Linked DNA regions of Homo sapiens: all the other regions are linked to region 1. A link is a contact called in ENCODE Hi-C or POLR2A ChIA-PET data. All regions are on one chromosome and are shown on one strand. The core of a region is the stretch at or near the end of the contact, and the rest is flanking DNA. Distances in the headings are between cores, read along the strand shown. Region 1 holds the start of SREBF1 (sterol regulatory element binding transcription factor 1). Region 2 holds the start of COPS3 (COP9 signalosome subunit 3). Region 3 holds the start of MPRIP (myosin phosphatase Rho interacting protein). Region 4 holds the start of NT5M (5',3'-nucleotidase, mitochondrial).

The links. Hi-C counts contacts between places; a loop is a spot of excess contacts on that map. ChIA-PET counts read pairs that join two places held with the same protein, here RNA polymerase II (POLR2A). Pooled maps may share reads with other maps.
Region 2: a map of B cell shows a loop between it and region 1 (21-fold over the local background). The contact joins the promoter of COPS3 here to the promoter of SREBF1 in region 1. A Hi-C loop is called at or near these places in 1 of 168 maps with a recorded cell type or tissue (B cell), 2 of 37 single-sample maps with no recorded cell type and 8 of 50 pooled maps. POLR2A ChIA-PET finds 5 or more read pairs at or near these places in 5 of 52 experiments (MCF 10A, WTC11, activated CD4-positive, alpha-beta T cell and 2 more).
Region 3: a loop to region 1 is called in a pooled map, with 5 times the contacts of the local background. The contact joins the promoter of MPRIP here to the promoter of SREBF1 in region 1. A Hi-C loop is called at or near these places in 3 of 37 single-sample maps with no recorded cell type and 14 of 50 pooled maps. POLR2A ChIA-PET finds 5 or more read pairs at or near these places in 1 of 52 experiments (GM12878).
Region 4: a loop to region 1 is called in a pooled map, with 4 times the contacts of the local background. The contact joins the promoter of NT5M here to the promoter of SREBF1 in region 1. A Hi-C loop is called at or near these places in 2 of 37 single-sample maps with no recorded cell type and 7 of 50 pooled maps. POLR2A ChIA-PET finds 5 or more read pairs at or near these places in 4 of 52 experiments (MCF 10A, WTC11, activated CD4-positive, alpha-beta T cell and 1 more).

The regions. Positions count from the first base shown.
Region 1 is chr17:17,835,535-17,839,480 of GRCh38, forward strand. It overlaps SREBF1 (sterol regulatory element binding transcription factor 1), which reads right to left and starts at 1,452. Exons shown (of 19, transcript NM_004176.5): 1 at 1,193-1,452. The coding sequence starts at 1,283. RefSeq lists enhancers at 327-1,228, 1,229-2,131, 2,132-3,033 and silencers at 831-1,110, 1,301-1,460.
Region 2 is chr17:17,279,932-17,283,909 of GRCh38, forward strand. COPS3 (COP9 signalosome subunit 3) reads right to left here and starts at 1,315. Exons shown (of 12, transcript NM_003653.4): 1 at 1,201-1,315. The coding sequence starts at 1,255. RefSeq lists enhancers at 703-762, 1,413-1,512 and a silencer at 953-1,192.
Region 3 is chr17:17,041,207-17,044,779 of GRCh38, forward strand. It overlaps MPRIP (myosin phosphatase Rho interacting protein), which reads left to right and starts at 1,251. Exons shown (of 24, transcript NM_001364716.4): 1 at 1,251-1,765. The coding sequence starts at 1,643. It overlaps LOC124903938 (a long non-coding RNA gene), which reads right to left and starts at 1,119. Exons shown (of 3, transcript XR_007065644.1): 1 at 1,065-1,119; 2 at 575-702. RefSeq lists silencers at 816-1,275, 2,949-3,243 and an enhancer at 1,938-3,137.
Region 4 is chr17:17,300,862-17,304,870 of GRCh38, forward strand. It overlaps NT5M (5',3'-nucleotidase, mitochondrial), which reads left to right and starts at 2,512. Exons shown (of 5, transcript NM_020201.4): 1 at 2,512-2,956. The coding sequence starts at 2,690. RefSeq lists an enhancer at 1-468 and silencers at 2,442-2,611, 2,662-2,761, 2,892-3,081.

The sequences.
Region 1 (3,946 bases), core at 202-2,701:
ACGGGTTCCATGGACATGTCCATTCAGGCTGTGAGTCTAGGCATCTTGTTCCTGCGACCTTGGCCTCAGTTTCCTCATCAACCAAGTGCAACTTAGCTAGTGCTGCTAAAACTCCTGCACAGAAACCATGCAGGCAATTTGCTAGGGGCTTCCGTTTGCTCTATCTACAAAATGGAAGCAACGGGCCTCCTAATTGGCACTTGGTGCCACCATTGGCCCCAAACCCCTTCTCATCACAGCCAGGGTGATGCTCCAAAGATGGAAGCCGGTGCCACTGTTCTGCTCCGCCCTTTCCCTGGCCGACCAAGTCGGTTTGCGTCCTCCTCCTCCCTGACCTCACTCCTTTGCAAGCCTCTAACTCCTCACACTTAGGCCCTGCCTCGAGGCCTTTGCCCTTCCCTTGCCGTGGCCTGGAAAACATCTTTCCTTGCTGGTCCTGGGGGTGACCCTCAGGTCTCAGCTTAGAAGTCCCTGACCGCTCTACCCAAAGTAGCCACATCCCTGCCCTCCCCCAGCCTCGCTCCACCCAAGGTACAACTAAATACCCGTTTGGTTTCCCGGGAGATTTTTGTGTTCCCTAAAAGAGGGGGTACCCAGGTCTGTCTGTAAACCCTCGGTGCCTAAGACGGGGCCTGGCATTCGGTGGATGTCAGTGAATGAGTGCGGAGGCTGTGCCCGTCGCAGACCGGGAGAACCCGACACGAGGCGGGGGAAGGGCGCGAGGCAGCGCCCATGCGCATGCGCAAGAGCTCCGACGCCGAGCTGAACTCTCGGGCCGGAGGGAATGACCGTGAGTAACCTCGCAATTACGTCACGGCTGGGGCTGGGGCGGAGCTTCGGCGACGCCTGGGTCCCCAGCTTCAGCCGTGGCCATCACAGGGCTGGAGAGTCACCGGTCGGGCGGCACCCGGCCTGGGACGCGTAGAGGCGCACGTGTCCCGGCCCGGAGCCGCCAAGGGACCCCGGCCCGGCCCAGGAGCCCTCACCCACAAGCGCGCGGCCCGAGACGCTAGCGCGGGAACCAGGGAGGCTCGGTGAGGCTCGGGACACCGAGCTCAGAGACACCGGGAAGTCCCGCGCGAGCACAGCACGGAGCTGGCGCCCGTGGGGGAGACAAAGGCCAGGGAGACACCTGCGCGCCCCCTACTCGCGCCACCCGGCGCAGCTTCAAGCCCTGCCCGCCCTGACGCACCTTCGATGTCGGTCAGCAGCGCCGCGTCCAGATCGCACGGCTCGCCCAGCGCCTGCTCCAAAGCCGCCTCGCTGAAGGGTGGCTCGTCCATGGCGCAGCCGCCTCCTCCGGGAGGCCCGCCGGGCCCGCCGCCTCGTACGGCCCTTCCTAGGGAGCGCCGCCGCGGCCCCGGCTCTCAGTCGCCGCCGCCGCTCCGCGCGTTCGTGTCCTGCCCTGGCCTCAGAGGCGGCCCGGCGCCGGCGAAAAGTTCCTCGGAAACTGGGTTCCCCCGGCCGCAGCTCTGCTGGGCGGTCGAGGCGGAGGCGGGGCCTTTCGGGGAGGACCCGCCCTCCCAGATAGACGGCCCCGCCCCACCTTGAGAGAGCGGGGGACCCCTGATCCCCGGTCTGCGCCACAAATCTCCCCTCAGCCGGCCCCTCCTCCAGAGCGCCCTCCAGTCATTCATTTTATCCAGCCTCGCGCACAATGGCAGCGGCCTCTGGCCGGCTGCTGCGGGAACGCGGGCAAGCCGAGCCCCCTCTCTGGGCCTCTGTTTCTCCAGCACCAAGCAAGGAAGCCGAGTGGAAGCCCCAGGCCTGGGCCCATCCCAAACTTCATTTCCTCATTTCCTAGATTTGACTCTTTAGAACAAGACAGACCAGGATCCAAGTTATAGGGGTCCCAGGCCTGCTGTGTTGTGAGCAGGCCTGATGTAACTGCTGGGCCAGTTACATCACTCTGCCTCAATTTTCCTCATTTGTAACATGGGCCTAATGATGCTTTCTCACGGGCAGGCTGGGAGGCTAGTGACAATGTGGAGGGGAGCATGACCTGTGAGATCAGCCTGCCCCCTCTCTGCAAAGAAACCAGAAGATTGGCCTCTTGAGGACAGGAGTGGCCAAAGAAAGAGGCTGGAATTTCGTCATCTGGTTTCCTCCCAGATCCAGCTGTAGGGATAGGATACCAGTGGGCCCAGTGCAGCTCCTGAAGGAGGAAGCCAGTACCCAAGGAAGACTGGCCCCAGGGCTGTCTGACCCCAGATTTGGCACTTATTCCCAGGAGCAGCCAGGATAGGGGCCGCAAGGAAGAGGTAGCTGTGCTTTAGATCAGAGCCAGGCTGCCCTGGATCATCACAAGCTGGGACTAGATCAGAGCAGGCAGCCCTGTTGAGAAGAGGGCTGGAAACCGAACCTGGTTCTGTGGCCTAGGGACAGAGCCAGGTGGGGCAGGAAGGAGGGAAGGGGTCCCAATGAGGTGGGTTGAAATAAACCAGAATTAACATTCAGGAATCTGAATGTGATAAGGCAGTGAGCTCCCTGTCCCCAGAGGTATGCAAGCAGAGAGAAGCACCCTTGGTGGAGGGCAGTCCAGGAAACTCATCAGGGGCCTGGGCCTCAGGCCTTCCCGACCCCAGACCTTCATAAGTCAAGCCATCCTGCAGACTGCCTTGCTCAAACTCCAGATATAGCCTATCTGGCCACGCCCTAAGCAGGAGTAACATTCATGATGCATTTTAGAAGGGGTGTGTGGGGGAGAGAAGCCACAGAGCCCAAGTCCCTGGGGCTCAGCCTGGACATCCAGCTCCCTTTGTTCCTCTCCCAGAAGTGGCTGCGGTGGAAAATTACCCAGAATAGCGGCGCCAGAAGTCATAGGGGTCGCCAAACCACATCTCCCCAAGTAGCCCTGCTCAAGGGTCCACCCAGGACCCACTCCCTCCAGATGAACAACTGCTGGAGAACACAGAGAACAAAGCTGGCTTCTCCTCAGTGCCCCACCCCCACCAACACTCTAGAGGCTGCAGGAAGCTGGTGACTTCCCTGAAAATTTAAACAGCCCTTCCCAGGGAGGGGGTGGGATAGGAAGTGCTGGGTGAAGCCTAAATACCATTTTCTTCAGAGCTAGGCAGGTGATCTGGGTTTTCACCTGCTTGCTGTGTGACCTGGATCCAATACCTCACTTCTGAGTCTCAGCTACTGTATCTATAAAATGGGAATAACCCTTTCTGCAGTCCCTCTGCAGAGGCAGGGAGGGTGTTTTGGAGTCATCATCACAACAGATCTGCCTCACTGTTTTTTGTTTTGTTTTGTTTTGTTTTTTGTTTTGAGACAAAGTCTCTCTCTGTCACCCAGGCTGGAGTGCAGCGGCATGATCTCGGCTCACTGCGACCTCCACCTCCCAGGTTCAAGCAATTCTGTCTCAGCCTCCTGAGTAGCTGGGATTACAGGCGCACGCCACCATGCCAGGCTAATTTTTGTATTTTTAGTAGAGATGAGGTTTCACCATTTTGGCCAGGCTGGTCTTGAACTCCTGACCTTAGGTGATCCACCTACCTCGGCCCCCCCAAAGTGCTGGGATTGCAAGTGTGAGTCACTGCACCTGGCTATCACTGTTTTTGTTGTTGTTGTTGTTGTTGTTGTTGTTGTTTTTAAGACAGAGTCTCGCTCTGTTGCCCAGGCTGGAGTGCAGTGGCACAATCTTGGCTCACTGCAACGTCGGCCTCCCGGGTTCAAGCATTTCTTTTCCCTCAGCCTCCCGAGTAGATGGGATTACAGTCATGCACTACCACGCCCGGCTAATTTTTGTATTTTTAGTAGAGATGGGGTTTTGTCATGTTGGTCAGACTGGTTTCGAACTCCTAGCCTCCAGTAATCTACCCACTTCGGCTTCCCAAAGTGCTCGGATTACAGACGTGAGCTACTGCACCCAACCCGCCTCACCGTTTTTAAATGGGTTACCACATATGTAAATAGAATAGCTCAATAAATATTCACTCCA
Region 2 (3,978 bases), core at 65-2,564, 560 kb before region 1:
TGGAAAGTGCGAGTAAAATCATCACAATTCTACCCCTAGAAATGGAGTCCTGGCCGGGCGCAGTGGCTCACGCCTGTAATCCTAGCACTTTGGGAGGCCGAGGTGGGCGGATCACTTCAGGTGAGGAGTTCGAAACCAGCTTGGCCAACATGGTAAAAACCCCATCTCTATTAAAAATACGAAAAAATTAGCCGCGTGGGCTGGCCGCGGTGGCTCATGCCTGTAATCCCAGCACTTTGGGAGGCCGAGGCCAGTGGATCACCTGAGATCAAGGTTCGAGACCAGCCAGGCCAACATGGTGAAACCCTGTCTCTACTAAAAATACAAAAATTAGCCGGGCAGGCGCCTGTAATCCCAGCTACTCGGGAGGCTGAGACAGGAGAATCGCTTGAACCTCGAAGGCGAAGGTTGAGGTGAGCCGAGACCGCGCCACTGCACTCCAGCCTGGGAGACAGTGAGACTCCGTCTCAAAAAAAAAAAAAGCCGTGTGAGCTGGCGGGCGCCTGTAATCTCAGCTACTCGGGAGGCTGAGACAGGAGAATCGCTTGAAGCCGGGAGGCTGAGGTTGCAGTGAGCCGAGATCGCGCCACTGCACTCCAGCCTCGGCTAAAAAAAAACAAAGAAGAAGAAATGGAGTCCTACGAGCGAGAGCTTCCGCAGCATTCTGTAGGACCAAAATAGGCGCACAGGTTCCCGAGCGTGCGCCGCCTGGCAGCGGAGGAGCTGGCAGAGGCGAGCCATAGAGCCAAGACACCCAGAACGGACTCGCCTCCCGCCCGCTCCCGGCGGCCTAGTCAGCAAGCTGCGGATCGGCGGCAAAGATGACATGGCGGTGCGCCAATCACCGAAGGCAAGAGAGACAGAAGGAACCAATAGTCGCCCGAGATGGCTCCTGGCGGAAGTCACGCCCCCAAACTGTCAAGCAAAGCGCCCGGTGGAAGGGGCCCAGGCCGGGGGGAGGGGGCTCCCGGCGGCCCGAGGGAGGGGAGGCCGGCCGGCGAGGACAGCGGAGCGCGAGGGGGCTGCCTACACTCGGCCGCGCTCGATCCTGCCCTGATCTAAACGCCGCAACCCCAAGCCCGGCCCCGGAGAAGAGTCTCAGGACTAAAAGGGCTGTTCCAGCCGTCCGTGCTGGCGCCTGGGGATCCAGGCCAGTTCCCGGTACCCGCCCATGCCCAGCCCGGCGGCCTAGGGCGTTACCTTGAGCTGAGAGCTGTCGGACACTGTTCACGAACTGCTCCAGGGCAGACGCCATGTTTTCCCCCGGGCGGCCCGAGCGGCGAAGGCAGCACGCGCGGGAAAAGGCTGCCGCTCTGGGAGGAGGGGCCGCGGCGATCCACCTGAGGTCCTCGCGAGCGGCGACGTCACTTCCGCTGGTTCAAGCACCGCGAGACTATACCTAGCTGCCCACCCGTTACTGTTTCCATGGAAACAGCCTGAATTCGCCGTAGCCGGAAATTAGTGTTCCATAGTCCCCTGCATCTTTATTCACTGCACTTCTGAAATCCCTCCGCAGGTTAAATGGGGATAGTGGGCAAAAGAAGGAAGGAAACTCATAATTAAGCAAGTATTTTCTGGTTCTGGATTTTGCTAGAGAGGCCCTGCGGTTTTCCACCTGGACAGATACTTCAATGAAGCACAACTTCGTTGCCACGTCTCCCGTGAGGTTTTCCCCGTGATATTAGACTCTGGAGCCAAGCAGCCTGGGTTCAACTGCCTTTTCTACCACTTAGTAGCTGTGTGACGTTGAGCGGGTCACTTGACTGTCGTGTGCATTGTTTTCCCCATCTGTAAAATCTTAGTGTCCTTAACCACGTAAAACACTTAGGACAGTGCATAGGACGTAGGGAGAACTATAGTTATTCATTCAAGGTGTACGTTGAATGAATCGATCCCTTCCCTGCAAAAAATAAATAAATAAGTAACACCACACACAGAAAGTGAATTGATTTTTCCCATCTGGGATTGATGTCTCCCTCCTCCGCTTGTCGCCTAAAGCACTTTGTTCTTCTCATGTTGCACTTCTACTCTGTTACAGAAATGTGTCTCTATAGTCCATGTGATATCTGTAAACCAAAAATAAAAGTCTAAGCCCCCCAACTGACTGGTGGACCCTATCTGAAGCCAAGGACATTCCAATTTATCCTGAAAAACTAGTTCAGGCCATGATGGGAAGTGGTAGTCAGACATGCCTCACAAACATCAACACAGAGACCTTAAGACTGGTAGACTCAAGACTGATAAGAAATATTTACAATCTATTCTGTCTGAATAGCAGGCTACCTGGAAGCCTCATCTGCATGATAAAACCTTGGTCTCCACAACCCCTTATAATCATAACCCAGATATTTCTTTCTATTTACTTCCAGGTCTTTAGATAATAACTCTTTCAACCAATTACCAATCAAAAAATCTTTAAGTCTACCTATAAGGTAGAAGCCCCCCACTGCCCCGAGTTAGCCCGTCTTTCCGATCCTAACCAACGTACATCTTACATGTATTGATCGATGACTCATGTCTCCCTAAAATGTATAAAACCAAACTGTACCCGCACCTTGGGCACATGTCCTGAGGAGCTCCTGAGGCCGTGTTATCATCGCATCCTTCACCTTGGCAATATAAACTTTCTCGATTGAGACTGGTCTCAGATACTTTTGGTTTACGGATCCATTGCTTCTAACTGGCATGGAGTTCCTTAAGGTCAAGCATTTCTCTTACTAACCTTGGTTCCCCTTTAGGGCCCAGCATAGGATTTGCTGCATAGTAGGGACTGAGAAAATAAACATGCATTTTAAAATTTTATCCAACATATGTTTACTGACACTTACAATGTGTTGTACCAGGCACTAGAAATACAGTGGTAGTAAAAACAGTCTTGGGGCCTGGTGCAGTCTCTCACGCTTGTAATCCAGCACTTTGGGAGACTGAAGCAAGTGGATCACTTGAGGTCAGGGGTTGGACACCAGCCTGGCCAACATGGTGAAAAGCCATCTCTACTAAAAATACTACAAAAATTAGCTGGGCTTGGTGATGGGTACCTGTAGTCCCAACTACTCGGGAGGCTGAGATGGGAAAACCTCTTGAACCCGGGAAGTGGAGGTTGCAGTGAGCCGAGATGGCACCACTGCACTCCAGCATGGGCGACAGAGCAAGAATCTGACTCAAACAAAACAAAACAAAACAAAACAGTTTCGGTCCTTCTCTCCTGCAGACAACACATGAAGACCCTAGATAAAAGGAGTTAGTGGTCTGAAGGAATGGAACATGGTTCTATAAAATCATGTCACAGAGGAGATTGACCTGGCTTGGGAGAAACAGGGAAGGCTTTCTTGAGGAAATGGCATAAACTGAGCAACGAAGAAAGAGGAAGAGTTAATAAGATAAGGGGGAAGGAATATTTCTGAGTGAGAGGACAGTATGGTGCTAAGACCCTGCAAGTGAAAGGAGCATGCTAGTTGAGAATGAAGAACTGAAAGAATGTCCTTGTGGTTGGAGGGGAGTAGTTTGTAAGGTGGACAGGGGCCAGGTCATGTAAGCTGTGTTAAAGGTACTGGACTTTTTCCTGAGAAGATTGGGAGGACTGGAGAGTTTTATGCAAGCGGTGGCAGGATCAAATTTGCGTTTTAGGACCGGGCGTGGTGGCTCACGCCTGTAATCCCAGCACTTTGAGAGGCTGAGGTGGGTGGATCACGAGGTCAGGAGTTCAAGAGCAGCCTGGCCAGAAAGATGAAATCCTGTCTCTAGTAAAAATACAAAAAATAGCCGGGTGTGGTGGCGTGTGCTTGTAATCCCAGCTACTCAGGAGCTGAGGCAGGAGAATCGCTTGAACCAGGGAGGTGGAGGTTGCAGTGAGCTGAGATCAGGCCACTGCACTCCAGACTGGACAATAAAAAGAGACTCAACTTCAAAAAACAAAACAACAACAACAAAAATTGCATTTTAAAAAGATTTGTCTGGCTTCACATGGATAACTTGGGA
Region 3 (3,573 bases), core at 1-2,500, 790 kb before region 1:
ACCAGATGATCCGTGGAAAAGTACACAGCTCTGGAAGCATTTGCTACTTCTCCTCCTAAAACCTCCTCCATTCCCTGAGCGACAGCTGCTGTGGCTGCCACTACCACATGCTCCAATGTCACCTCCTCCGTGAAGGCTGGGTTAGCTCACCCCCCTGTTTAAAGACTCACCATGACTCCCAGCTGCCAGTGGGATGACATGTGCACGCCTGGGCTTGGAATACAAGGCCTGGGTGATAGAGCCCTCTTCCAATCCCTCTTGCTCCTTCTTCCCCTATCTCCACTTCCAGCCACACTCAACCCTCTCACTGTCCACTTAAACTTCCCCTCCTCCTTGAAGCCACCCGAATTTTTCTAAAGAGCGCATTTCTCCCCTCTCTGGGCTCCTGCAACCTTCTGCCTGAGCCTTTGACAGCCTTTTCCAGGTTGTCTTTTGGCCAGGAGGCTGGACAATGGAGGACGGGAGTGACAGCTCGGCCCCTTCCTAGCAGAGTGATCCTACACAAATTACTCCAGGTGTCTGACCCTTCATTTCCTCAAGCACATCATGGGGGAAAGAATGCCTAGCTCAGCACCTGGCAGAGAGTCAGCCTTCGCTCATCTCCCCTAATGGAGCTGACAGCTCTTCAAGTCCGCTGACATCTTCTCTTAGTCATCCCTTGAAATACTACCCGCTGTTACTTCTCTGCTCCTCAGTCTCCTCCTATGTAAAATGGGGATGAGAAAGGAGAGGTTGCGAACCTTTAATGAGCGAGCCCTTGGAGTATCCAGCCCTTCCCGACGCTAACTGACTCCTACGAGGGGGCCTGGTACACAGTAGGTGCTAAACTAATCCTCTCCGAGCTGGGCTTGGGGAAGATGCCTCCGTTGGGTGTACAGCGTGGGCGCGGGAAGGCGAGCCTGGGAGCGAGGGGGTTGCAGAGAGGCAGCCTGAGGTCGGCTCCGCCTTCCCCCGCATCCCCCGCCCGGGCCCTGCAGCTGTCAGCCCGGCCGGCCTCGGCGCCAGTCCACCAAACCTGAACGTCCCATGCCGGCGCCCCCACCTTCCCGGCCTGCACAACTTACCTTGCGCTCGGCGGCCCTCGGTCCCGCCCCCGACTGCCATTGGCCCAGAGGTTCCTTTGTTAGCGAGAGCGCGCCAACCCCATTGGCCGGTGGGGCTGCCGATCGCGTCGGGCGCGGCCCCGCCCCGTACGCCCCGGCACCTCCCCGCGCCCGGCCGCCCGCCCGCCCGCCCGCCCGCCCGCCCCCGTAGTGCGTGAGGCGCTCCGGTCCCATTTGCAGCGGCCGCGGGGCGCCGAGGGCAGCTGCGGCGGCGCGGACGAGCCGGGACGGCGGCGACCGGAGCCTGAGAGGCGGGCCGCAGCGGGAAGCAGCGGGCCCGAGGCCGCGTCCATGGGCCCGCGGCGGCCGGGCGGCGGCGGTGCGGGCGGGAGCTGGGCGTCGCGCGCGCTGTGAGGCCCGGGCGGCTCAGGAGCCTCGGCGCGTGCAGCGAACCGCCCGCCGGGAAGGAGGCCGGGCCGGGCCTGCGGCGGGGCCGGCGAGGGATGCGGCGCGGCCGCGCTGAGCCCCTAGCCCGCCGGGAGCGCCAGGCCGGCCAGGCCTGCGCCGCCGCCGCCGCCGCCGTCGCCGCCGCGCCGACCATGTCGGCAGCCAAGGAGAACCCGTGCAGGAAATTCCAGGCCAACATCTTCAACAAGAGCAAGTGTCAGAACTGCTTCAAGCCCCGCGAGTCGCATCTGCTCAACGACGAGGACCTGACGCAGGTGAGCGACTGGGGCCGGCCCGGACACCTCCGTTCTGGGAGCCGCGGGTCGGCGGCCGGGGCGCCGCCAAGGGCTGCAGGGAAAATAAAAATGGAGCAGGGAAATGCGCGAGTCCTGGGGCATGGGGACGGGGACGGGAAGTGCATTGACAGAGCTGGGACAAAGGGAAAATCCTCGAGTATGCCGAAAAATAACATCCTTTCCCGTTCCCATTGCCCGGCTGTGTGATTCATGCTTTTTGGGTGACTCAAAAGTGCCTGGTTTCGCTTAGTAGGAACAAAGCGCTTAGGGATTGCATGCCGCTTGACGGGACCCCCCTGAGATTCTGGCTTGGGACTGGACTTGGATTTGTCCAGCCAGAGTGGCCCAGGGGTCGGATTGTTGGGGAGGACTGTGGGCTTCCGTCTAGTGGGACGCAGCCTGCCCCGATTCTGAATCATCGTCACTGTCAAGCACTGGAGAGAGGTGAAGGGGTGTCCAAATCTGGCGAGGAGGGTCTTGTTCTTGAACTTAGTTTGGCAGGCCGTAGTTTAGCGGGGAGCTGGGACCAGTTCCCTGGTCACTGGCCGAGGGGTGAGGAGACCTGTGGGTCCTCGGGAAAGTTGATTTCTGTCTCCCAGCCTTAACTGTCAAACAGGGCTTTGAACTAGTTATGACTCCCAAACGTGCATTAGAGTCATAGCCATTAAACACAGAGTTCTGGGGCCCCCGCCCTGGAGTGACTGGGGAGATGGGGAATTTGTATTGATGAAAGGCTCCAAGAGGCTTGGCTGCAGCCCCCATGGCCCTTGGGAACCCCTGCAGTGATTGCTGTTTGAACTCCTAGTGTTCCAGGATTCCGAGCCTTGTGTGCACCTCCTTGGGATGTGCCTCGGTACCCTCCCCACGGCCATCATCTCCATCCTCTTCAGAGCTTTCTCTCAGCCTCCTGAATGAAGCCAGGGGAAGTCCCTTCACATTCCAGTCCAGTGTGACCTAGTTGTAGCCACTCCTGTCGCAGAAGAACCCCTTAGACTGAAAACGAGTGAACGGGCCTGGTTGTTTTTAATGCCACTTCAGTGCACCCAGGGTTTGACTTGTTTACATGGCCGACTGGAGTAGGGTGGTGGGGCAGGGGTTACGGCCTGGGGCACGGGGCCTTTCTCTGAGGTCAGGTTTCCAACTGCCAGGAAAAGATTCCTTTCATCTAAACCCCAAAAGCTTAACGAAACACTCAAGGCTGCAAAGTCATAGATGGTTAAGATACCAAGGGTTTTAAGGACGGTCAGCTTGGGACGGATAGAACTCATTTACCTCGGAGGGTGTTTTGGAGTGTAAAGGAGAACTTGATTCCTTCTTCTCATCTGGATGCTTTTTTGGATGAAACAGTTTATGCGATGAGGAGTTGTTAGGAGACTTTGCTTCAGGTCTTGGCTGTCACTTCCAGCTGTGTGACCTTGAACAAATCCCTTTACTTCTGTATCTTTTAATTTCCTTATCTGTAAATTGGGAATCCTGGTCCCTGGCTTACCTCCTTCACTGAGCATTTGTGAAAAGCAAGAAATGATATTTTATGAAACTTTTTTCTCTTACAATTTAACAAACCAAAAAAACCTGCCACTTTAAGAAGTTTCTGGGCAAGGGTTGTTCTGAGAGAGGTTTGTAAGTTTCCTGGTTATTCTAAGCAACTGTCAAAATTGGTAAATTTACACCTCATAGGGGCTGTTTTCGAATTCTTAAGCTTAGATAAACTAGGATGGAATCTGCATGTTTGAGTCCAATCTGCTAAGATTTTTTTTAATCTGTTGATTATTAATTGGATTCACGGG
Region 4 (4,009 bases), core at 1,262-3,761, 530 kb before region 1:
GCCGCTGCAGTTGCCCTGCTGCGGCTCTGGCCCAGCATCTCTGTGCTCTTGGGAACCTGTGAAGGCTCCACTGCCCCTCGCAGGCTCGGAAGTGCCTGCTCCTGCTGCCTGGCTTCTCCCTGCTGTTGGTGCCTGCTTCAATCTCGGAGCAAAGTCGGGCCGAGCTAGGGCGCCGTCACAGCCCAGCCGGGAGTGCACACGCTCAGGGCAGCACTGACACGCCAGCCCCCTGCCTCCTTGGCCCCCTCCGGACTTGGGTGCCAACAAGCATCGGAGAACGGCCGAGGGGGGCATGAGGACAGCCTGGTGTTGGCCTGCAGGTACCCCTTGGCATGAACAGCCTGGGCGCCATGAACAGCAGCAGGAATGCAGACAGCTCCTCGGTGGAAGGGGGCGGGTCCCTGGTGAAGCCCCACCTTCAATCCTGGAAGGGCCTGAAGCCTGGGGGCCAGGTCACCAGTCCCAGTACCAGAGCGGGGAACTTGTGGTGCTTTTCCCCAGGCCTGCTCATGGCCACCTATGGCCGCCCATGGACCAATCAGCACTCACTTCTTCCCCTCTGAGGTCCATAAAAAACCCTGGACTCAGCCAGACTCAAAGAGAGGACGGGTAGATGGGGAGAAAACCAGCTGCAGAGAGGAACTACCCTTTCTGCTGAGAGCTGGACACTTGTTGGGATGAACTGCCTACCAGAGAGGAGCTACCCTCTCTGCTGAAAGCTGAACACTTGTGGGGAAACCCTGGCTATGGAGAGGAGCTGCCCACTGCAGGTCTCTTCTGAAGTATTCTGTTGCTCAATAAAGCTCCTCTTCGTCTTGCTCACTCTCCACTTGTCTGCCTACCCCATTCTTCCTGGATGCAGGACAAGAACTCGGGACCTGCCAAATGGTGGGGCTAAAAGAGCTGTAACACAGGCTGGGTGCAGTGGCTCACGCCTTTAATCCCAGCACTTTGGGAGGCCGAGGGGGGTGGGGCGGATCACCTGAGGTCAGGAGTTTGAGGCCAGCCTGGCCAACATGGTGAAACCCTGTCTCTACTAAAAATACAAAAATCGGCCGGGTGCGGTGGCTCACACCTGTAACCCCGGCACTTTGGGAGGCCGAGGCGGGCAGATCACAAGGTCAGGAGTTGGAGATCAGCCTGGCTAACATAGTGAAACCCTGTCTCTACTAAAAATGCAAAAAAGCTGGGTGTGGTGGTGGGCGCCTGTAATCCCAGCCACTTGGGAGGCTGAGGCAGGGGAATCGCTTGAACCTGGGAGGTGGAGGTTGCAGTGAGCCGAGATCCTGCCACTGCACTCCAGCCTGGGCAACAAGAGCAAGACTCCCTATCAAGAAAAAAAAAAAAAAAAGGGAGAGAATGTGGTACATATATACCATAGAATACTTCACAGTCATAAAAAAAGAATAAGATCATGTCTTTTGCAGCCATATGGATGGAGCTGGAGACAATTATCCTAAGCAAACACAGGAACAGAAAATTAAATACCTCATGCTCTCACTTAAAAGCGGGAACTAAACATTAAGTAAACATGGACGTAATGATGGGGACAACAGACACGGTGACCTACTTGAGGGTGGAGAGTGGGAGGAGGGTGAGGATGGAAAAACTACCTATCAGGAACTACGCTTATTACCTGGGTAATAATAATCTGTACACTAAACCCCCAAGACAGTCAATTTATATAACAAATCTGCACATGTATCCCTGTACTTAAAAGTTGAAAAGAGGCCGGGCGCGGTGGCTCACGCCTGTAATCCCAGCACTTTGGGAGGCTGAGGTGGGAGGATCGTTTGAGCCCAACATAGGAAGACTCCTGTCTCAAAAAAAAAAAAAAAAAAAAAAAAATTACCAGGGTGTGGTGGCAGGCCCCTGTGGTCCCAGCTACTCAGGAGGCAGAAGCAGGACGATCCCTTGGGCCCAGAAACTCAAGGCTGCAGGGAACCGAGATCATGCCACTGCTTCCACCCTGGGTAACAGAGCAAGACCCCGTCTCCAAAAAAAAAAAAAAAAAAAAGCAATACAGGGGTACTTAATATTTATTCATATATTTACCTGAGAATCATCAGTTTTACTAAGGCTGTATGATGTTAGCAGATATTGGTTCTATCAGTCTCTCCGCAGACATTTGCTGTAAATAAAGCAGAGAGGCTTTCAGAGTGCACCCTGTTTTTGTTCCTCCATCCTGTTGTCTGGATCCCCTTCTAAAACGTAAGTTCCAGGATGGCAGGAACTTTGTCTATTTGGTTCACACTCGACACAGTTAGTGCTCAAAAATGTCTAACGACACAGGCCTGCTTCTCGGTTTGCACTGCTCCTCCATGGTAGTCTGTGCAGTGGGAGAAGGCAGCCCGGGCCCAGGGTCCACGGAGAAGACGCAAATCGACAGCGCGGGAGCGCGGACCTTCTGGAGGCGCGCGGCGCTTACCGCTGTCCGTCCTCGAAGCCCCGCCCCGGGGCTCCGCCTCCGCCGGCGCGTGTTCCTTTAGGGACCGCGCGCGCCGCGGCCTCGCTCTGGGGCCGGTACTTGCGCGCCCGCACCCCGCGCTCCCCGCCCCGCTCCCCGTCCCGCGCTCCACGCGCGCCCCAGCGTTGGGGGCTTCTCCTCCGCGGCGGGAATGTCTGGCCGGCTCCGGCAGCACGGCGCGGCCCAGGTCCCCGCGCCCACGACGGGCCAGCGCGCTGGGCCATGATCCGGCTGGGCGGCTGGTGTGCGCGGCGGCTCTGCAGCGCGGCGGTTCCCGCGGGGCGGCGCGGGGCGGCGGGCGGGCTGGGCCTGGCGGGAGGCCGCGCCCTACGGGTGCTGGTGGACATGGACGGCGTGCTGGCTGACTTCGAGGGCGGATTCCTCAGGAAGTTCCGCGCGCGCTTTCCCGACCAGCCCTTCATCGCGCTGGAGGACCGGCGCGGCTTCTGGGTGTCGGAGCAGTACGGCCGCCTGCGGCCAGGGCTGAGCGTGAGCGTCCCCGCCCCGCCCCGCGCCGGGCCTCCTTCTCGCCCCGAGCCCCAGACACCGCCCCTGCGCCGGTGACCTTGGACGGTCAGCGCCCCAGCCTCGGGGTGGCCCTCTGATAGAATAGGGTCTGGGGGGGACTAGGGGCCACAGCGCACCGGGAAGATGCGGCCCCGCGCTCAGGATCTGTTGGCTGCCATCCAAGGTTTCTGAAAATGCGGGAGAGTACAAAGTGTTAATATACCTAACTCTGCATTTAAAGCTGACTTCAAAATTTGTGGCATATTTGGCCTCAAGTCGTTTGTTAAATTTTTAGAAAAATAAACGTTATAAGTTGTCCTCTTTCACCCCGACCGCAGTCACATTCCCACTTCTTTGTCCCCAGGACTTTGATGGGTGTCTTTACCCATCTTTTTTACTGTTGTCCATGAAAGCATAGCTTCCAGGGGTATTTGAGGCCCAGAGAGGTTGTGTGACTTTCTGGGGGTCACACAGTGAGTCAGTGGTCCAGGTGAGGTGGGATCCACCTCATGTCTTATCCCCTTGCAGAGCTGGCCTTGCTGAACACCTGAGCTCAACCCCTACCATCCGACTCCCGAGGTGTTCTGTCCAGGATGGATAGAGGGGAAAGATCCAAGGAGGGACGTTTACACACAGATCTTGGTTGGTAAATTTGAAGTATTTTGCAAAAGGAACAGGGGATTTTGGTATGCACAAAATTAAAGAGGCTGAGTGTTTTTTGGCATCCCTTGATTGGCCACCTAGGGTTGCTGCTGGAGGGTTTGATAAAGAGGAGAAGGAAGTTACAAGAGCCCGTTTTTTAGCCACAAGTTCACTGCATCCTCTCTTTTGTTGGGTAGATATTATTATCTCTGTTTTCCAGATGAGGAAACTTGCCCCAAGTCACATGCTGCTCAGGGGCTCAGTCAGGACTCAAACCCAAGTCTGTCTGCCTCCCAAGCACAGTTAGTGCTCCCCACTCCACAGTCCTGTTCTCTGTACTACTGTCTCTAACAAGTGACATTTCTTCTGACATCAGAAAGATGCCTCATCAGT